2 separate regions of the Mus musculus genome follow, and region 1 is linked to region 2. Evidence: chromatin loops called from intact Hi-C (ENCODE). Cell type or tissue: heart. All regions are shown on one strand. Each heading gives the region's core, and the rest is flanking DNA. Links, peaks and the distances in the headings are about the cores only.

Region 1 (8,296 bases), core at 1,249-6,248, 130 kb after region 2:
CACTCAAAAATCTTTCTTGTCAATATCATGAGCTACAAGTAAACTGCCACTTTTACTAGAATGGGACCCAGGAGTGTATCTTTATTTGTATCCCACATGTGAATTCACTGCTTCATTAGTTTGTGAATATGAATTATGTCTGTCTGCAGACTGACTTGCTGACTAACTTTGAAATTTTGTAGAAAGTTCATGCAGATTCCCCTGCATAAATCTAGTCACAGGCCAGGATTTACCAGACTGCAGAGAGTGGTGTGTGTGCCAACTGATCACTTGAAATACACATCCAAAGTATGCTAGGAAGTGGTTAGGGGTACAGCACAGCTGTAAGGCATCTGCTTATCGTGGATGTAGCCCCAGGTTTCATCCTGAGCACTGTAACAGAATAGTAAATAAACAAGCAAGGAAGTAAATAATTGTTCCTTTTGATTTGAGGGCTTTGTTTTATTTGCACATATTTAAATGTTCAGCTACATTTTAATGGCTTTTAGTAACTCTGACCCACTTTTTAAAAAATATCACAATGTTTATTATATCACTTCCAGAACATAAAGCTCTTCCGAAGGACTCAGGTTTGATTCCCATCCCCGAGCTTGGCAGCTCACAAGCATCTGTAACTCCAGTTTCAGGGTATCTGATGGTCTCTTCTAGTGGACACCAGGCATGCATGTAGCACACAGACATACATGTAGACAAAACACCCCCACGCATAAAATAATAAAAATTAAAGCTCCCAAAATATTGATGGATATAGTAGCTGCTTTAAAACGGATTAATAGTTCTTCACTAGTCCAGATCTAGAACTATTATATGGCCAAAAGTCTCTACTTCAAAATAAATACACCAAAGAATAAAACCATGTCCATGCAAACTCTTGCATGCCAGTATTCAGGGTATCATTTTCCAGAGCAGGCAGTTTTTTAGATTTACAGAAAAGTAAATTTAAAAATGACTGAAATATTGTGGGTCTTGTTCTAGTAAAAATCAATTGCTTTCTGTTGTAGAAATGAAAAAACCTGCCTTAGACTAGGAAAGACCAGAGAGATTTGGGGTGGAGGTGTCATTGAATTAGGCTGGGTTTTTTTGTTACTAAAGGAATTGTGTGAGGCTGGCTACTTACTCAAATATAGAAGTTTGTTTAACTCAGTTTTTGAGCCTGAAAGTCCAAACATCATATATAGGTAGGTCTGGCTCATATGAGGGCCCTGTAGCTTCACTCTCTTCATTGTCATCACATCGCACTGCTAAGAGGGATTACATCACAACACTAGGACACAGAGAAGGGGTAGGGGCCAGTCTGTGACCTCAGGAGACCTTGCCTTTTAAATTTCTACTACCACACTCATGTCAACATGTCACTTCTTGGGGGACACACTCAAACTGTTGTATTCAGTCCATAGTGATGAGCAAGCATCTTCTAATGGTTTATGTCTTGTGGGTCAGGGAACCTATGTTGAAGCCATTTGAACTTGCTGAATGCCAATCAGTTTATGTATATAAACTCTGGTGATAGGTGCTGGGTTGCTAATCTCAAGCTGGTGAAACACAGTGGTTTCTCTCTCATCTGTTGTAGCTGTTTTGAATTGGAGATAAAATCTCGACTCTCAGAGACAGGCTCCACAAGATAGGACCTTGATATGATACCTAGTATCAGGACTGAGATTGAGGGACCCTGCTCACTGCTGCTATTGCCTTTTTATTTTATTTTACATTTCAGGTATTAATCAGTCTTGGGGCCAGGAAGATAGCTCAGATGGAAAAGTGCCTCTCGTGTGACCATAAGCGACCTGAGTGGATTCCTGATACCCAAGTAAAAATTGGGTGCAGTGAATACTCAATACAACGATTTTAGTGTGTTGCCCCCAAGGATTCAGGTGCTAGAAGCAGTTGGGCAGTGGATATTTAAGAGGCATGGCCTACTGAGCTCACTAAATGGCTTCTCTTCTTCCCTCCTCTGTCTTCTGGTCATGTGATAGTGTTATGTACTCACTTGTAAACCTTGTGCTGAGGCAGGGGAGAAACTAGTAGATCCTAGAACCTCACTGACCACCCAGTCTACCCCAAATGGAAACTTTCAGGTTCACTGAGATAACCTGCGCCAAAAATTAAGGCAGAGAACAAGAGACCAGCATCTATTTCTTACCTCTGGCTTCCAAACGTGCACACACATACGTGCCTACACACATACTCTACACAAACACCACACAAAGTGTTATCAGTCTCGAACTAGCTATAGTGATGTACTCCTTTCACCCAGGACTCAGGAAGCTGAGATAGGAAATTGGTTTAAGGCCAGCCTGGTGTATATAAACAAGACCCTGTCTCAAAAAACAAACAAGCAATAAAATAAAACCACAAAAATGTTATCAGTCTTTTGACTGTGGAATTTAAACTGCTAAACACTTAATCAACAAAACTTAGTGCCTGTGTATACAGGTATAGAAAAGAGGCTTTCCAGGGTTAGGATGTGAATGCTCCCAACAGGTTCATGTACTTGAATACTTGGTCCCCAGATATGATATATTTTGAAATGTGTGTCACTTTAGGCAGTGAAGCTGAGGTAAAGGAGGCGCCAAGCCTCAACAATTAGAGCTGAGCCTGGTTCCTAGATAGGCTTGGTCCTGTGTGTTGGTATTGTCCAAGCCACCTGATTTACCAGTCTCGGGGGAGAAATTTTAAGAAAGTCTTACTGCTTGGCTTGTGCATATCCTTCACTACTGTGAAGTGGACTTCCACAGCAGATGTCTGCTCTTAACCACATAAACATGTCCAAGAATATTTACTTCTGGGTCTGCCTTCTGCATTCCTTTTGTGTAACATTACCTTCTGTCATGGCTGTGCACACGGGGTCTAGCGGAAAACCTTAGGAGGGCACATTTTAATCAATCCAGTAAGGCAGCCAGGCACAATACATCCCTCTTTGGCATGCCTTTTGCTGAAAATAATCTCATTTGAAAACCAGAGTTCTTTTTCTAACAGAAAACTCTCTTTTCTCAACCCTGTATTTAAGTCTTTGCCAGATTTTAATTATATTTTAATAAATGTAATCCAGTTCATTTTTACAATACAAAAATACAAAGTGAAAAGTTCAAAAACACACACAGATATATAAATGCAACATAACTGTCCATATAGACCTAGTTATGAATGATCAGGAGGGTGTAAAAACACAAAACAAGATGTAGTACCATGCGCACATCACCTATTTCTGCTGACTGATTTGTGCATGAGAGGTGAAGGATGCATGTGTGTTTAGGGGTGTGTTTGCTCATATAAGCAGGCACATGTGGAAGCCAGAGGTCCATGTCATGTGCTCCACTGCTTCTCCACATTTATTCTTTGAGTCTCACTGAACCTGAAGTTTGATCCTTTGAAAGGCCTACTAACCATCAAATCCCATCTCTGCCTATCTCTGAGCCACAGCCCTGAGGTTACACACCACATGCCAATCCTTTAAATAGGTACTGGGAATCTGACCCGAAGTCCTCATGTTCACATAGTAGGCACTTTCCCCACTGAGCCATCTCCCCAACCCTCACCTGGTTTTTCTGCCTAACGCTGTCATAGGCATTTTTCTCCTAAGTATTGTTTTAATGGCTGCATATTATTCCACTGTGTTATATTTCTTCCCAGCCTTTACTTATTTGCATATTTTCACAATTGGGATCAAACTATAAAATGCACACTGACCATCTTTTTGTGTATTTCCTTCCCTTCTCCCATTGTTAATCCAATGTACAAACAAAGGAGTATCTATAGTAGAACAGGAAAGACATTTACAGAGAGAGGACCTCAAGTGTCACTGTATCAGTCTGTTGTCATGAGGAAATTTCCAAGGCTGACTACTTATTAATGAAAAGAATTTTGTCTTAAGGTAGCTACCAATTATGAAATGAAAATAAATGTAACTTAGAGACCTTATTATGGAAAAAAAGCCAGGGATTTATGAGCTGCTAAGACTAATTCAGCAGAGAAACGGACACCTTATGAAAACTTATTTAGTATTCATATATGCATGTAACGTTTGTCTTTCCTGCTCTTCATGGAAGGGGGGTACATTGAGACCATTTTTCATCCTCTGTGGTTGGCTGTTTTGGGTTCTCATGGAAATAGGACAGAGTCCTGAGTCTCAGCAGATAATTTCTTTTACCTCAGACTCTTCCAGCATAAAAAACAGCATGCTAATAGCAGGAACAAGATACTTTCTTACCTCTCTGAGAAACACAGGCATCTTGTCATGGCCATAAAAGTTCTCTGAATCATGGGACAAGCTGTGAAAGGAGAATTTTTGCCATATAATGACGTGTCAGATGTATTACCCACACTAAAATATGAGTACCTTGTACCATCGTCTTCACTGCAGAACAAAACTGCCCTCTTGTGGCAAGTAATGAATTCGTTCTCTGTATCCTTAAAGCAGCACCATCTCTCTGAACTAGGGAAGCCTCAGGTTTCCATTTTTAAAGATACTGCATAGCAATTTAGATCTTGTTGATTTTGAGCAACCCTCTTGTTTCCCCAGGAATAATAGCTATTGGATACTGTAAGCACACATGAAAACCGGTAATAAATAAGTCACTTAACCATCTGTGGATACTGAATCTTGACCTGTTTTGTGAAGGAAAGGGAATTTCTGCAACCTTAAAGTCTTAAAAAGAAAACAAAAACAGCAGACATAATGTTCTCTTAATTTCTTGAGATCTATAACCCAATTATTATTTCTGTTGACACTTATTTCTAGTGCAAGAGGTTCAGAGATGTCATCAACTTTTTTTTTTTTCAAAAGCAGGGAAGGAGGGAGGGGGGAATTGATTTAGTTGTGGCTTCAACTCCAGATAGAATTAAGTTACTTTCATTATTTCCATTCCTGTACAGTCCCAACTTCAAAGACTTCCCATCAACTACTTGAAGGTGTCTCCATTAAAAACTAGTTCAGGCAAGAAAATAAACTCAGATGAAACATCTTCCCTATTCTGTTTGGGGCTGAGCATTTCTATGAGCATAACAAATGCTCCCTTTTATTTGTAACCAGGAGGGTTGCCAAACATTTCTTGGAGACTCTCAGCTTCAAGCTGAAGTGGGTGCTCTCCTACTAATTGGTCATGTGTTAAATGAGAGCTGGATTTCCACTTGTATGTGGCTAGAGATGGCCAGTGTGGCTCTCTGCATTGCTGTTTCCTTTGATTGGCCATTTTTCAAATTATTTTCTTTCTGTCACTATAATAATGCAATATGACTTCTGCCATCCCATAACAAGTTGTTGATAGAAAAATCAGATGTTTGTAGCTGTGTGGGATGTAGAGAAACCCTGAGACTGTAAGCCTGTCACTGCAGCTAGGACTTTCATCATTATGACATTACTCAGCCTTACCAAGTCTGCTGGTATGCTCAGGTACCGTTTTTTTTTTTTTCTACACATATGTTTGCATTTTCTAACTTCTTTAAGTTATATTTTTGTTAGCTTTCAATGTGAATTTATAGCTATTTACTGAGTCTATTTCTTCCCTCTAAGGTACCAAGTAGAAATCGCAGGTCATAGTTTTGTGGCAATGTTTGCACAAATACATTAGTATCAACAAAGGAAGATAAGCATTTTTATATATGTATTTTATTAGTTTCTTGAAAGATTTATACATGTATGCAATGTATTTTCTTCTCACTCATTCATCAGTCTTAACTGGTTGGTGTAGCATAGTCATTTCCATGAGATCTCTGTCCCCCCATGTTTCCTGCATCTCTTTCTTTACTTGGAGCCCTGACACAGAAGTAATGTCAAGGTGACATGTGTAGCTACTTGACCCCACACCTGTTCACCACCCTTGGGGCTTCTCATATCCTGTATATAGAGTGACCTTTAAGTTTATGGTGAAGACCCCTTTAAACTTCTCCAAGAGATGACACTGTGATGCATATTTCCCCAGGACCACACTTGTCATTCTTCCAAGGAAGACTTGACATCACTACCAGTCTGCTCAGGTGTCTTCTGTATGGTAAAGTACTGATCCAGCCACATCTGCCCACGTCGGTTCAGGGTTCCATGTGTGTAGGTTCCATTACCATGCACATTCTGAATTATAATGCACTGTGGTTTCACTGACTAAATACAAAATCAGCTGATTGTACTCTATGTTGACCTTGAATCTGGCTTCCCTGGTATGGTTCATATCCTGACCCTAAAATATATGCCAGCTTTTCTCTTTTTGGGAAAACATTTTGCCTGGAAGATAGAAACACACACGCGCGTGTGTGTGTGTGTGTGTGTGTGTGTGTGTGTGTGTGTACATACACACACATACACAACCAGCTTAAGAGAGAAAGGGTTTGTTTTGCTTAGAATTTCATGATATAGCCCATCATTGAGGAGAAATCAAGACAAGAACTTGAAGCAGATAGTTCAAAGGAAAGAGCCAAAGAGAATGTGAATGTGTGCATGTGTTCAGCTTGCTTTTTTTATATTCATCCACTCAGGACCCCGCTCCACCAGCGTGCCAATCAAGTGGGCTGGGCTTTCTCTTATCAATTAACACTATCAAGAAATTTGAGGTCTGTGGTTTATGCTGTGGCAGGATGCCGAGTTGATGTCAGTGATCCCAGCTACATCGCAGGGCTGTGGTCCATGGCTCTACTGCAACCCAGGAACCCTGTTTGTGGTGTGTTGATATTACAAACCATGTCAAAGCCCATAATCTATGTCCTCATGGTCTTTTTAAACAAATAAGCCACTTTGACAGATATTGATGACTAGAGGCAGTTGAGAAAGAGGGCATAGAAGATAACCCCCCCCAATAGTGATAGCCTAGACAGGAAGCCATGAGGAGAACTCTTAAAACTATGATAGGATGCTGAGGTGTTGCCCTCCACAATAGATAACTTCTGGCAGGGATGCCAGAAGGTAAGGACTCACTTGTCTCCATTTAGTGACCAGGCCACTGAGGCTTTGACCACGCTCTACTGAATCTAGAGATAATACAAATTCCATTTTTTTTTGGCTGGGGGTGTAACAGGGATGGGGGGTGGACAGGGAAAGACTAGAAAATGAATGTGATAGTGGTATATGATTCAAAATCTCCAAATAGTCAATAAAAATATGTTGGAAAAAAAAGATACTCCTTCTCAGACATGGCCATAGGCCAGCTTGATCTAGATGGTTCTTCATTGAGTCTCTTCTCAGGCCACTCTCGATTGTGTCAACTTTCATATACACACATATTTATATGTTCATGTGTATATACACATACATCTATCTGTCTAGTTATAATACAATATGATGGTAATTGGTCAACCCATAATAAGTATGTGATACTGTATTTAAATCATCTCAAAGGGGTATAGCTAAAGTAGTAGAGCACTTGGCCTAATAAGGCCCTGAATCTGTCCCTAGCACACACGCCACCCCCTCCCCACTGCAATGCACACACATTCAGAAGACAAATACATACAACATATTCAAAACAATGTTTCTGATGTTTTTCTAACAGAGGGTGGCTCACACTTGATCGAGACGAAGACCTCATCGCCGAAAGGTGAGGCTAAGATGAGCATTACCAGCGACGAGGTGAACTTTCTGGTATATCGCTACCTCCAGGAATCAGGTAACCAGCTTTCTTTACTTGCTTTTTTTTTTTTAAGATTTATTTATTTATTTATTTATTATATGTAAGTGCACTGTAGCTGTCTTCAGATACCCCAGAAGAGGGCATCAGGTCTCATTATGGGTGGCTGTGAGCCACCATGTGGTTACTGGGATTTGAACTCAGGACCTTCAGAAGGGCAGTTGGTGCTCTTACCCGCTAAGCCATCTCACCAGCCCCAGTAACCAGCTTTCTTTTCTGGAGGAAGTTCATTTTAAATATGTTTTGGACAAAACAGTTGACCACCAGTACAAGCCAGACTATCGGATCATCAAAAAGACCTAAGAATACTCTATATAATAGAGTGTTAAAGGGACAGAGAAGTGGTTTGGAAGGCACTTCATTCCTCCGTTGGAGTGTGGGGAGAGCATGGTCTTTCTTCTCATGACAGGAAATCAGTCAAGAGCAGTTGAGCCAGGTGTGATGACATTCACCTTTAATGCTAGCACTTGGAAGACAGAGAGAGGCATATCTCTTAAGTTTAAGGCTGCCCTAGTCTACAGAGTGAGTGGGACCTTGCCAAAATGTTGCTTCAAGGTATATAGTTAAAAGGCTAGACACATATGTCTCCTGTTGGCAAAATAGTCCTTGTGGGTAGCTCTTGGGTTCAGAGAGCCTCAGGTGGGACAAAATGCTATTTTGTCATGGTCTAATGTGATTTCTCCAAT
Region 2 (8,296 bases), core at 1,227-6,226:
CCTGCATGGAGCCCAGCAGAAAAGGTATTTTTGGTATTTCTTTCTATTTCTTTTCTGTTGTATAATAGTTATGTTATGTCACAAGATATAATGGTAAAGAGCATTATTTATTTATCCACTTACTTATTTTTTTAGATTGGGTCTCATTGTGTATTACAGGCTGGCCTGGAACTCATTATGTAGACAGGTTAACCACAAACAGTAATCTGTTTGCCTCTGCCTCTGAAGTGTTGCAACTAAAGGTGTGTGCCACCACACTAGGCCAGAGAGCTCCATTAAATTTTTTATTTGCATATATTTGTATGTGCATGAGTGTGAACAACAGATGAGAGGTTTCAGGAATCAGTTCTTTGCTGTTCAAGCCTTTACTGGATGGGTCATCCCCCAGCCCCGTTTTTGTTTCCTATCTATTGCTAATGTAATTATTTTTTACCAAAGCAAGCTTAAGGCTTCTTTGGGGGCTGAGAAGATGGTGCAGCTCTTAAGATCAAGTACTGTTCTTGCAGAGGTTTTATTCTAACACCCACATGGACAGTTCACAACTGCTTATAACTCCAGCTCCAGGGATCCAACACCCTCCTGGCCTCCTCTGGCTTCACATTCATGTGCAGAGACACATGGATACATACTTTAAAAACTAAACAAACCTTTAAAAAAGATCTGTATCTATATCTATCTATCTATCTATCTATAATAAAAATTCTTTATCAGGCCTGGTTTTTACACCTGTTTTCTCTGTTTCCAGCTTCTCTTTCATTGTAAGCAGTATGTTTTACAGACTTCCATAATTTTAATGAAATCCAACTCACTTTTTCCTTTCATGCTTTTGGTATTCTCAAACCATCACTGTTGAGAAAATAGTGTCAGTGCTGCACAAAGAAACACACGGACAAAGTGAAAGCAATTCAGGAAGTTGATTTCTTTTTGCAAAAAGTGCTCACCAAGACTGAAAACACACACACACACACACACACACACACACACACACACAGACAGAGAGAAACAGACAGACACACACACACATATACACACAGTGGACCTTATTTCTCTTTCCTCCCCTTTGTTTCCATGCTTTCTTCCACACCAGCACCTATAGCAAACAGCCAAAGCAGATGAATAGAATACTCTAATTTTCCATTCATGTAGTAGCATTTCAGGAAAAAAATGTCAGGGGGGACTGTTCTTATGTCTTTAGGTCTTACAATGTTTTGGTGGTTCCTATGGCTGTTTACTACAAGCCCTTGACTTAATTTTTTGGATAGGGTCTTGCTAAGTAGTCTAGTCTCATTCTGCCTCAGCCTTCCAAATTTTGGGACTTTCCCCATACCCTCTACCAACTTTCTTTTTTTCCAAAACAAAGCAAAACAAGGGTTATTTATTTATTGTATGTGTACCTTTGAGAATTTATGTGTCCCACATGTATGCAGGAGCCCTAGGAGGACAGAAGAGGGCATAGTATCTCTTGGAATCAGAGTTACAAGTGGAGATGATCTGGCTTGTAGGTGCTAGAAATTGAAACTGAATTCTATGTAGCAAGTGATCTTAACGAAGATGAGCTATCTCTCCAAATCCCTAGTCCTTGACTGTCCAAAAGCAAGAATTGGGATTATTGCTATAATATATCACGCTGGCAAGGTCGAAAATTTAAACTCCCACTCTATTAGTCAGGGGAAGCCTATAATAAAACCTGGTCACTATGCTCCCTTAATGGCAGAAGAGATTTTTTTTTTACCCACTAATTTCCCATACTTTAAAGATGATCATCACTTATCAAGTAACAGATGCATGCAGGAATGCTTTTAACCAACTTCAGTTTGGAATTTTCAAGCACTAATTTGGGCAAGCCGAGCTGAGCAAGCTAGGTGGTTAGGGTTTGCTGCGCAGCTACTCGAGGGTCTGCGGTAGCAAAGAGCTGGCGACCGGGTAAAGCCTGAAGCTGTAATGATGTCAACTTGTTATTTACTTTCCAAATCTGAATGACTGAGCAAGGCGAAAGGAGAATCAATCAACCACAATGTGACCCTACAGGCGGAAAAAACGCAGCGCTACCACCAGCATGCAGTGGGGGAAGGGAAGCACGTGTAAACTGGGCCAGGGTTGCATCACGAGCAGGCTCAGGTTTTCGATTGCACCCTTCATAATACCTCAGCATCAGTCTGCACAAGCTCAGGAGCCCAAGAGCTAAGAAGGGCAGGCTCAAGGGAGCCCTACCAAGTCCTTTGGGGGTGGGGGTGCTTGAATGGCAGCTGATAGCTAATAAGCCTGTGTACTGCTGATTCACAATTATGGAGACTGTGTAAGTGTGGATTTTTTATTGATGCGCTCTAATAACTGTGTACCAACAGTCGTTTGACATATTTGACGTTTCGTAGAAATATTTTGCAAGGTAAATTTGAGGTCCGCCTTTTTGATGGAGAACCGGCCCCTTAAAAACTCGCCCCAGGTTCTCCCCTCCACCCCCAACTACCAGAGCAACAAATGCCTAGTGTTCAAGGAAGGAGCAAGTGAGGTTAGGGTTTAAATTGCGGAGTGTTACTGGGCGCTTAGCACCGAGCTCATTAGAAGCCTAAGGGAGGGGCAAATTGATTTTAAAAATACTCAGCAAGGCAGACACCAAAGGTGCTGAGGAGGAGGGCCGAATATTTATTTAATTGAATTAAAGGCGGGAGTATGGGGGGAAATCGTCACCGATGTGGAAGAGAGGAAGCGCCAGGGCTGGGCCTTACCAGCCTTGGCAACAGAAAACACTTTGCCAGCGCCTGCGGTTTCAGGCCTGGGGGTGGGGATTTACAGATTTGAGGGCCCCAGTACCCTAACATAGTCCTCCATAGTCCCAGCTTATTTGTGCCTTAGTCTTGTGTTAAAGCGTCTCCCCTATGCATTTCTGACTATTGGCCGAGAGGTGTTTTGCAAAGGTCATGGCTGCGCCCGAGTCCTCAATTTTTGCGGTGGGCGTAAAGGCAACTGGGGAGGGGGATGCTTTATGTCGTTAATTTTGAAGAAGATGCGCTTGGAGATGGTGTTACACGAGAACCTTCTAGGCTAGCTGGGCGGCTTCATCTTTTGAGGTGGGGGAGGGTAACACTTTCAGTGGCTTGGGTTACCATTCCCTCTTTAAATCTTCAGGGTGGCCCTTGTTCCCATCCCCCCTCCTCCCGAGCCACCTTGGCGTGAGGGGTGTGGGATTGAGTATCCGTGTAGGGGCCCTGTTCCCCCCTCATTCCTCTCTGAGCCTGGTAGGGGCCTGGTTGGGGCCCAGAGGGCAATGCTCAGGCTTCCCTCCTCCACCTTGGGCTTGGGGCGGGGAGAGGTGGGGGTGGGGAGGCTTTAGGGTGAAGAACTGTGCCGAGATGTAAGTCTTTTCCCTGCCCCCGGGGGGCTGGGTCTGGACTTGGTCCGGGGAAGGGCGGGCCTGGCGTCCTAGCCCTTACTGGGGGGAGGGGCTGCCGCGTGGGGACGCTGCCCCCCCAAGGAGCTCGGGGAGGGGCCGGCGGGCACGCGGTGGGGGAGGGCAGGGCTGTAGAGAGCCTCTTCCAGGTGTCTGGGGAGGGCGGCGCGCTGTCGACCCTCTTGGCACGTCTCCCAGCCTGGGTAGGCTTGCTCGCGTCCGCTCCCAGCGGAGGTCACTGGCCGTGTCGGTCCCTCCCGCCGTCCCGCCCTCTCCCGCCGCCGCCGCTCCCAGCCCAGCCCCCCCCAGTCTCGACGCTCGGGAGCGACAAGCCGCCAGCGCCCCCGCCCCGCCGCCGCTGCAGCGCCCTCCGGCCGCCATTCGCCACCGAAACTTTCCAGCGCTAGCTCTTCTCGTGGACTAGGTGGCGGGCCAGGGGTAGCGCGCGGCTGCTCCGGGGCGCTTGGCCCTCGTCGGCCTCCGCGCGGCCCGGGGTTGGTGACGGTGGACCCGCCAGTACGCTGAGTGCGCGGCCACAAGTTGCACGGCTCGCGGCGAGGTGAGTACACGCCGGGCAGGGGCTCAAACTTCTCGGGCCGAGGGGCGCGGTGGTGACCCCAATCGCGGGCCCTGAAGCTTCAGGAGGGGCAAGTTCCCGTGTGCCCCCCCAACCCCAGGTTGGGCGCGCTCCCTGCACGCCGAACAATACCTCTGGGGCGGCCGCTCCCCGAAGTGGCCGCGCGCGCGGGGGGCGGGAAAGGCCTGGGTGCGCCTTTGTTTTGGGGAGAGGGAAAGGCAAGTTTAGGGACGCTCTGCAGTTCGTCCCAGCATCTCTTTGTCTGAGGCTCCAGAGGGGGTTGGCTGGGCTGACCCGCGTCGCCCTGGGACTTGGGGGCCGCGCGGGATCCCCTTGTGGGGGAGGGGAGCCTCATTCATCCTCGAGGCGCGGGCCGGCGCTCCCGGAACACGGTGGACGCGCGGCGGCGCGCGGGGGATAGTGGCTGGCCCGTTTGTGATCAGTTTCCGAGGCGCAAACTGTCAGGGAAGTCCGGGAGCCCCCTCCCCATACCTACTCCCAGGCCTGGTCTCGGGGACCAGGGTGTGTGTGGGGGGGTGACAACGACGGAGGGCGGCTCCTCTGGCTAGGTGAGGGAGAGGGACCGCCCAGTACGGCCTGGGGAGGGTGTAAACCTGTTGCTTTGGGGCTGGGGAGGGGTTCTCCAGATCTGCACTCACCCACATCCTCGTCTTAGGAATTTCCCTTACGTAGAGAAGGGTGCTGGGAGCAGGAGTTTATGTAGGAGGGGTGCGCCTTTGAACGTCGGTGATCTTCGGGTTTTGTGACAACTTTAGGAGGAGACTACAGGCCCGCTGGTGCTGGATGGGGCCTGGGCTTCACGTGCGTGACCAGTGAGCAATCAGGAGCTTGGGGCTTTTTTTTTTCCCTCTCTCTCTCTTTTTTTCTTTTTCTTTTTTTTTTTCCCCCAGCGTCTGGCGTTCTCAGAGGCCTCCGCACTGTAAATTCCGCAGTTAGGGTCGGCTTGTTTCTTTCTGACCAAGTGTTGTGGGGCAAAACCTAAAACAGCTCCCCTCCCCCTAACCAAAACCTAAGCCATACTGCTAGTGCAAGTGTTTGTTTCTGTTCTGCTTTGGTGTGTGTGCCTTGACCTGACTAGTGTTTTTCTCTGAGCTAGTCCCTGGTTTAACTTAAAAGAGGACACAAGAATACAGGAGGAGGAGTGAGTGCTTTGTCCTACTCCCCCCCCCCCCCAGTCTTGGTTTAGGGTAGCAAATAGGTCTTGGTGAGCCTATGAAATTTACCATTGGTCATTTCTAAAGACACATATCAAGGTATGAAATAGTGTTGAGTGTAGATGGCACTTTTATTTTTAAAGGGATTTCGTGTCCAAGTGTGCTGCAGATTATTTTCATGGCACCACCCACCAGTGTAATTAGTACAACGATGAAAGTCGAAGTTCACTTGATCCACTTATTAAAATGGCCCCCTAAAGCTTTTCAAGCCTTTAATCACACACACACCTGTAGGACAGGCATGGGTGATTTGGGGTGTAAGGCTCTCATTTACCCCAGGATATGTCCTTACTTGGGTCAGAGAATTCCACTTAGGCAGCACTACTAAAAGAAAAAGGAAGATATTTTACTCCTTTTAATGGTATTGGGCAGATACTCATTTCAAGTTTACCTCGGTTTTGCTGTTGGGTTTTGCTATTTTTCTAGGCCCTGGGAGTCACACCAAAGCAAGGCCTTTGAGGGACACTGTGAATGGAAGCTGATTGTCTTCTAGTATGGTGGGTGGGCTACCAGGATCCTTGGGGTGATGATAATTTTCTTTGATGCGGGATTATTGTGGTTTGAATGAGAATGGCCTCCTTAGGCCATTTGAATGCTAGGTCCTCAATTGGTGGAAATGTTTTTGAGAAGGTTTAGAAGTGTGGCCTTTTAAGGTATGTGTATCCTTTTGAGGTTTCAAAGGCCCACACTATTCCCAGTTAGCTCACTCTCTGCCTGTGCTTGCGGATCAGATGTAAGCTCTCATGCTCCAGTGCCATGCCTACCTGCTGCCACAATCCCTGTTACGATGGATAGTCATGGACTCCAACCAGCCCTCTGAAACTATAAGTACTAGTGGGTTCTTCTGTAAGTTGCTATGGTCATGGTGTTTCTTCAAGGCAATAGAAAAATAAACAAGACAATTGGATCAGTTCAGAGAATTATAAACACCTTCAGGTTTTATATATTAATGTCTATAACTTAAGTTTGCTTTAGTAGACAGTATAGGTACCAGAAGTGTGATATAGGACTGTGGAATTGTAAATGGTCCTGAAGCCTGTTTTTTAATGTTCTCATGTATATGTAGATGTGTTTGTGCACTTATGTTTCTGGTTGCATGTGTATATGTATGAAGGAGGTGGATGTCAGAAATTGATATGGGATGTCTTCCTTTAGTTGGTAATTATCTATCCATGTTATTTTTTTCAGATAGGGTTTCTTTCTCATTCAAGTTGAAGCTCACTAATTTGGCTAGACTGACAAGCCCCAAGGATCCTCCTCAGTGTTGGAATCATAGATACAGACTGTAGCACTCACATTTTTACATGGGTTCCCAGGGATTAAATTCAGGTCCTCGATGTACTGATTGAGCTATCTCCTTGAACACCACTTTTTTTTTTTTCGAGACAGGGTTTCTCTGTGTAGCCCTGGCTGTCCTGGAACTAACTCTGTAGACCAGGCTGGCCTCGAACTCAGAATCCACCTGCCTCTGCCTCCCAAGTTCTGGGATTAAAGGCGTGCGCCACCACTGCTCGGCTTTGAACACTAATCAGAGGCTCTATGTTTTTTATTGTTATGGTCACATGGTGAATCTACCTTGTGAGGGCGTTTACTGGGAACCATAACTGAGAAACTGGTTACTTAGAGCATCCAAGCTGCTGTGTCCATTCCAAATGTTTGGAAACAAGAGGATACTATGAAAAAGCCCACCTACTTGACCAGTTGCTGGACCATGGAATTCTGTAATTTTTTTGAGCATCATTTTATGCATTTGCAAAAATCAAAAGGAGGGGCTAATGATGTAGCTCAGTTGCCTAGCAATCAGGGCTTAGCAAAAGAGGCCAGCCCTGAGTTCAGTCCCCATTTGTAGATGTCATTTCAGCGTTGAGAGAAGGTAGAGAGAAAGGTTAGTAACAGGCACAGTTTGGTTGCACAGAGAGGTTGTCTTAGCTATCGTGCCTGAGGCCTTTGGTTCGATCCCCATTCTAGAAAGAAACCAAGCAAAAACTTTGCATTTTATTATGCAAATAAAGAAACAAACTTCACTTTACCAGAATGTCCTGTAATGAAGATTTTAATTTTTTACATTTGATTTATTTATTTGTATGTGCTTGCACACGTAGAAGTCAGGACAAGGTATAGGAGTCATTTCTCTTTTTCCATCTTGTGGGTTTTGGGTGTCAAATTAGGCACCAAATCCCTTACTGGATACACCACATTAAGATGAGGACTTTATAGGCCTTTCTGATATGGATTACAATCGCTGTGTCCATTCTTTAGCCAAGGAAACTGATTTTTTTTTTTGATTTTGGTTTTTTGAGACAGGGTTTCTCTGTATAGCCCTGGCTGTTCTGGAACTCACTTTGTAGACTAGGCTGCCCTCGAACTCAGAAATCTGCCTGCCTCTGCCTCTGCCTCTGTCTCTGCCTCCAGAGTGCTGGGATTAAAGGCCTGCGCCACCACGACCGGCTTGGAAACTGATTCTTAACAGAGGGCAAGTAATGCACTCATACATACATAGGGGAGGGACAGGCATGTGAGTCCCAAAGCCCAGCTCTTAAACTTGGTCTTTCTCCACATTCTTGCCTATCTAGTGTGGATTTTCGCACTTGAAACAAGAGATCTATAAATTCCATTCCCCTTTCCCACCCCTCAGATTTCCATTAAATTTTGATAGGGATCTGTCAATCAGTATTAGTTATTTCTTTCTCATCATCTTGGAAGGCAGATCATGATGTGGGGATTGTTTTCTCCTATAGCTTTGCTACTGAGTCACACATGTATATGTCCTTAGAATTAGCTGAAAACAGCTCTGGTCTATTGGAGTCCATTTTATGGATTCAACAGCACATGAGATTCAGCCAGTAAGTAACATGTCTTACTGAGCAGAGTTAAATGTGCAAAGGTCTGGTCGCCCAGAGCTGTTCTGGTACTTGGTGAAGTTTTCATAAACAAAGCAGGAATTTGAGTGTAGCTTTTGAAGGGTGCTTTTTGATTTTGGAATAATTCACAGGCAGGTTTATTTAAACAATTGCATGTGTGTGTGCGTGCATGTGTGTGTGTGTGCGGGCACATGTTCATGTTGTTGATCAATTTCTCACGTCATTCCTCAGCTGT

The links. Hi-C counts contacts between places; a loop is a spot of excess contacts. Peaks named below come from ENCODE experiments on the same cell type or tissue, not always from the same donor. Only the 100,000 strongest peaks of a DNase experiment are listed, where the experiment ranks them.
Region 1: it touches region 2 in a loop (6-fold over the local background); 25 of 42 quality-filtered maps call a loop at or near these places.

The regions. Positions count from the first base shown.
Region 1 is chrX:77,633,919-77,642,214 of GRCm38, forward strand. Tbl1x (transducin (beta)-like 1 X-linked) reads left to right here. Exons shown (of 16, transcript NM_020601.2): 3 at 7,476-7,589. The coding sequence starts at 7,532. Gm52447 (a long non-coding RNA gene) reads right to left here. Exons shown (of 3, transcript XR_003953113.1): 2 at 4,208-4,268. Among named protein-coding and RNA genes, the nearest start is that of Gm52447, 4.3 kb to the right of the region's middle. In heart, for the core only: a CTCF peak has its summit at 4,374 (motif pointing left); no DNase peak of the experiment used is centred there.
Region 2 is chrX:77,507,323-77,515,618 of GRCm38, forward strand. Tbl1x (transducin (beta)-like 1 X-linked) reads left to right here and starts at 3,905. Exons shown (of 16, transcript NM_020601.2): 1 at 3,905-3,947. In heart, for the core only: CTCF peaks have their summits at 3,599 and 3,799; DNase peaks (open chromatin) are centred at 2,029, 2,769, 3,509 and 4,449; H3K4me3 peaks cover 4,220 bases; H3K27ac peaks cover 3,300 bases.